2 separate regions of the Mus musculus genome follow, and region 2 is linked to region 1. A link is a loop called in an ENCODE intact Hi-C map of the cell type or tissue named here. Cell type or tissue: left cerebral cortex. All regions are shown on one strand. Each heading gives the region's core, and the rest is flanking DNA. Links, peaks and the distances in the headings are about the cores only. Region 1 overlaps Gm31447 (predicted gene, 31447). Region 2 has its middle 180 kb from the start of Gm26256.

Region 1 (2,815 bases), core at 77-2,576:
CCAAACTGGTGAAGCTGCCTATGTGCACACCAGTTTTGCTGGAGGAAGCTGACCTGGAACGTAAGTCCTTTCCAGCTTTGAAGTTCAAAGTAGGTTGACTCCCTTTTGAAAGTCTCACTGGCCATTGGTCTTTTGACTCTCAGTACCAGTTAAATATCACCACGGCAGGTCGGCTTAGCACTAGCTGCATTTGGTAATTGTTCGATCTGCGAACCGTGCTCACACTTAAAACTTCAGTGTCTAATTGCAAGAGAAACGTCTTTTTAGTAGTCAGCAAATGCATGGGGGTGACATCCTTGGGTAAGGATATTGGCATATATATGTATATGTATATATATATATGCATATATACATACATACACACACACACACACACACACACACACACATATATTCTTCTGTCATATATTACATCTTGACCACGGTTTCCCCTCCTTCCTCTCCTCACAGTCTCTGTTCCCTCCTCTCCCACAGATCCACTCCTTCTCTGCAGAAAAGGTCAGGCCTCCCAGGGATATCAACCAAACACGGCATCCCAACTTGCAATAAGATTAGGCTCCTCCTCTCATACTAAGGCTGGACATGGCAAACCAAGAAGAGGAAAAGGGTCCAAAAGGCAGGCAAAACAGTCAGAGATAGCCCCTGCTCCCACGGTTAGATGTCCCACAAGAATACCAAGCTATACACCAATAACATATGCAGAGGTCCTAGGTCACGCCCACACAGGTTTCCTGATTATCCAGTTAATCATCTTTGTGAGCCCATATGAGCCTAGGTTAGTTAATTTTGGGGCCATTTTTTTTTGTGGTTAGACCTCTCTTTTATTTTTTTGAGACAAGTTTATACTATAAAATCTAACTGTAAACTCTCTATTCTCCTGCCTTGGTTTCTTGAGGGCTAAATTACACGCATATGCCCCCATGCCTGGATTCTAGGCTTTCTTTTTGACCTTGCTTTTGAGACTAACCCCGATTTAGTCTCTTTAAATAGGGTCTAAAAGAGATTAAGGGACTGTCTCTCCCTTCTAGAGCCCTGCTGTTGTTTGTGGGGCCCTGAAAACTCATCCTTGGGCCGTTGAAGGCTCCACTCCTGTGTAAAGGCAGCCTTTCCTATTGTCCGTTGCCAACCCCCTCTTTCAACTTTACTGACTCGGTTTGCTTTCTGCGCTATGACAGGAGATACAAAACCCTGGGTAATTTGTAAGGAATGAAGGTTTATTCATTTGCCAGTTCCTGAAGCTGAGAAGTTCAGCGTGGAAGGGCAGCATTTGGTGGAGGACTTCGTTACTATAGGAACTCCGCAGAGCCACAAGGTGGCGCAAGGCATCACCGCACAGCTGAGAGACAGCGCTGGCTTTTTTTTTTTTTTAAACATTCCATCATTAGGAAGAACCCATTAATCCACAATTTAGCCTTTATGACCTCATCTCGCCTTAAAGTTCCCACCTCTAAATATTATTAACAAGTGACTTTGGGGATTAAGTTGCTCACCAATCACTCAGACTAACCTTACTCCAACCTTGTTTTAAAGATCAAGATTCCCCGGTACACATTTACTGATTCCAGCCAGTTGCCGTCGCCTTAATTAAAATCTGATGGTTTATCGTCTCAAGATTGTCTCTCTTACATTATTTCTTTTCCTGATGAGTTTACTGACAAAGCTGTATTAGAACTGCACCTAGAAATCAAAGTGCGTTGCAGGCGAAGCCTGGGCAATTGTTTGGCCTTTAAAATGACACTTTTCGCCAGGGAAGCAGAGGCAGGCGAATCTGTGATTTGAGGCCAACCTGGTCTACATTGTGAGGTCCTGTCTCAAAACCAACCAGCCAACCAACGTTTCTACCTTCCTTGCTATTTACTGAATGGGCTTAACATTTAGGAGTCTCGGTGTTTGCTGAATATAGTAGTTCATGTTTGTAATTTTAATACTTGGGAGGTTGAAGCAGGAGGCCCTCTGACTGTTTGAGGTCAGGCTAGCCTACACGTGTGAGACCTTATCTCAATGAAACCAGGAAACCCCAAAAAAGATTCAGCATTCACATTCGTGGTCGGGGTGGAAGTCTTTTGGTGAGTACTGATAGCAAATAACAACATTGGCAATATAAAATGCTTGCACCAAACCAGACCAGGGACAGAACAGTCCTTACCTCTCTGTGTAAGGAAGTATAGGGTGAGTTGTGAATGCATAGTGGAGACACAAGCTATGAGAGATGCAGTGAGCGTGTAGTGGAGACACAAGCTAGCGAATTCATGCTTTGCCGAGAAGCCAGGCTCTAATGTGGGCGTAGTGGGAAGGAAGGGAGTTGTTCCAAGGTCAAGAAGGGGTTATGAGGACAGGAGCTAGGCTAAATTGAGAGGGGGACCGAAGCCTTGTGGGCAGCAGTTAGGGCTTGTTTGCTAGTTAACAGTTGTAGGTTCATCGGTCAATGCATATTTTAAAGCCTGTCATGTAGCATTGTTCTTTTTAATGCTTAATCGATATGATGGTTGACTCTGATTGTCAGTTTGACAGGATCAGTAATCAAGTTGGAGACAAGCCTCTGGGCATGTTTATAAAGGAGTTTGTAGATTGGGTAAACTGAGGTAGGAGACCCACCCTCAGTGTGGGAAGCATCTTCCCATGGAACTGGAATTTCGTAAAAGGGAGAATGTTCGCTGAGCACCAACATCCATTGGTCCGTGCTTCCTGACTGCAGGGAGGTGAGGGAGGGGCAGCTGCGCCCTCCCTGCCATCATGGACCACGCCCCCACATAGCTGGCGTAAAGCCTTCCATAAGTTGCTTCTTGTCTAGTATTTGATCACAGAGCAGGAAAAG
Region 2 (2,815 bases), core at 293-2,792, 1.7 Mb after region 1:
AGGGATCTGCAACCCTATAGGTGGATCAACATTATGAACTAACCAGTACCCCGGAGCTCTTGACTCTAGCTGCATGTGTATCAAAAGATGGCCTAGTCGGCCATCACTGGAAAGAGAGGCCCATTGGACACACAAACTTTATATGCCCCAGAACAGGGGAACGCCAGGGCCAAAAAGGGGGAGTGGGCGGGTAGGGGAGTGGGGGTGTGTGGGTTGGGGGACTTTTGGTATAGCATTGGAAATGTAAATGAGCTAAATACCTAATAAAAAATGGAATAAAAAAGAAAATATGTGAATATAAGTAAAGTATAGAGGAAGAGAAATATTCTCCTAGCTAAAGCCAATGCTCTGAAAGTTAGTAAGTAAACAGGATTAGTAAAGTAACTATTAACCTTCAGGGAATATATAGGAAATCGTCTTTTTTCAAAGAAATATCTTTTTTATTATATTTAATTTTTATAGTCCAGTCATTATCCCCCTCCCAGTTCTCCCTCCAACAGTTCCTCAGCCCAGTCCTCCCCCACCCTGTCTCCAAGAGGATGTCCCTACCCCTCTACCCGACCCCATGCGCAGTCATGCCTCCTCCCCACTCCCTGAGTTCTAAAGTCTCTGGAGGGTTAGGGGACCCTGTAGTTGAAGTAAGGAGAGCAAATCATCTTACATTAATCAGAGACACAGTTTTCCTAACTCAGTTCTACTAAAAGGATTTTAAAGACCTAGCCTTCAGATTGTGATTTCCTTAGTATTTTGTGTCCTTTGGTTAGCACTTGCATCAAGGTTCCTTGCCTTTAAAAGCAAATGTATGCCAGCAAGATTTTGTTGATATGACCCTGATATAGCTGTCTCTTGTGAGGCTATGCCAGGGCCTGGGAAATACGGAAGTGAATGCTCACAGTCATCTATTGGATGGCACACAGGGCCCCCAATGGAGGAGCTAGAGAAAGTACCTAAGGAGCTGAAGGGGTCTGTAACCCTATAGGAGGAACAACAATATGAACTAACCAGTACCTCCTGAGCTCTTGTATCTAGCTGCATATGTAGCAGAAGATGGCCTAACCGGCCATCATTTGGAGGAGAGGCCCTTGGTCTTACAAAAATTATATGCCCCAATACAGGGGAATGCCAGAGCCAGGAAGTGGGAGTGGGTGGGTTAGGGAGCAGGGAGGGGGGAGGGTTTAGGATACTTTCAGGATAGCATTTGAATTGTAAATGAAGAAAATAGCTAATAAAAAATTGTTTTAAAAAAGCAAATGTCAAGAAAAAAACAAAAGAAAACCACAAACACAGTTCATATTAGCAGTGGCTTTGTCATGCTCGCCATCACCACTAGCTCGCCATGCCTGTTCCTTAATTTGTCCCTGTTTTAGCTCCTTGTCCTCGGTGCCCTGTCATGCTTGTGAATTCTTGCATGGCGTTAAACACCTATTTTGCACCAATCTTTTCCAGTTGACTTGTTTTCCACTTTGGTGTGTGGTTTTTAATGAACTCCTCAGGTTTCCTGAGGCCCTCTGTTCAGAGCCATATAGAACAGACCAGAATATGTTGCTGTTGCTGTTTCAAACTCATTCACCATTCCTGGAAGAAAATATATTCTTTCAAATTCTTGGTGACTTTCAAAGTCCCTCAAGTCTTCCCTTCTTCCCCATAAATTTCAGCTTGCTGCTGCCCTCTCCTGGCCCACAATAGTATATTGACAGTTAATGCTAATGTTGAAGGTAAATCTTAAGTATCATAATAGAAGGAAAGTAGTGTGTCTGAAACGTGGAGTCTGCTCTAATTCTCCTGTAAAATGCAAGGCTTCTCATGCAGACTACACCTATATACTCGAGTTAGAGGCCACATAATTGTCTTTCTTTTTAACAAGGTCTTACTACAAATTCCTGGCTTGCAGGGAATATCAAGCTGACTTCAATGTCACAGAGATTCCACTACCTCTGCCTCCAGAGTTCTGAGATTAAAGGTATATGTCCCAACGTTGTGGGTTGCCCTGGTGCTCTTTGTATTCTGATGTTACTTCTGCTTCCTCAAGAGGAGCTGCCCATGAGGAACGGTAGATCACTTACTTGGGTGATTTCATGTGAACCCTCTACTCATTCTAACTGGTCAAATAGTAGCCAGAGTCTGTGAACGGGCAGTGGAAGGGAAAGATGGACTGGAGGTCTTAGAGAGTGAGAGCAGAAGAAAAGGATGGAGGAAGAGGACACAGAATAACCATGTGGCCTAAAGAAAGTCAGTAGCAAAAGGTTCTTATAGCTGGGAAACAAGTTAGTATAGTGATAGATCTGTGTCATCTAGGCTTATAGCTTATAAATATAATAACAGGGTTGTGAGGTTTTTATCCAGGCTTATTGGGGTAAGAAATTATGCCAATACACAATGCCCAACAATAAGCCACATTGTGTGTCCAAAAAAGGGTCAATAATATTGCTCTGTTTCATGTAAAGAGAGCCAAACTTTAAAAAAACCTAGAGAAATATATAGAAGAGGATCACCTATTTGGTCATCAATGAGAGGAGAAGAGGATAAGCCCTTGGTCCTGTGAAGGTTCTATGCCCCAGTATAGGGGAATGCCAGGGTCAGGAAGCGGAAGTGGGTAGGTTGGTGAGCAGGAGGAGGTGGGAGAGGATAGGGTATTTTCAGAGGGGAAACCAGGAAAGGGGATAACATATATAGTAACTTTAAAAATTGTTCAAGATGTTGATTAGCTATTATTAATTACGAATTTGTTCTTTCTATAGTCATGTACTTTGAAAACTATTCGCTGATCCTATTTTTAAGCATAAGATTGATATTTCTCAAGAAAAAGAGTCTTGTA

The links. A loop is a pair of places that touch in the nucleus more often than their neighbours do. Peaks named below come from ENCODE experiments on the same cell type or tissue, not always from the same donor. Only the 100,000 strongest peaks of a DNase experiment are listed, where the experiment ranks them.
Region 2: it touches region 1 in a loop (11-fold over the local background); 2 of 42 quality-filtered maps call a loop at or near these places.

The regions. Positions count from the first base shown.
Region 1 is chr12:69,130,673-69,133,487 of GRCm38, reverse strand. All of the region lies in intron 1 of Gm31447 (predicted gene, 31447), which reads right to left. Among named protein-coding and RNA genes, the nearest start is that of Gm31447, 2.2 kb to the right of the region's middle. In left cerebral cortex, for the core only: a CTCF peak has its summit at 1,301 (motif pointing right); a DNase peak (open chromatin) is centred at 1,298.
Region 2 is chr12:67,429,341-67,432,155 of GRCm38, reverse strand. No RefSeq gene overlaps it. Among named protein-coding and RNA genes, the nearest start is that of Gm26256, 180 kb to the left of the region's middle. In left cerebral cortex, for the core only: a CTCF peak has its summit at 1,679 (motif pointing left); a DNase peak (open chromatin) is centred at 1,664.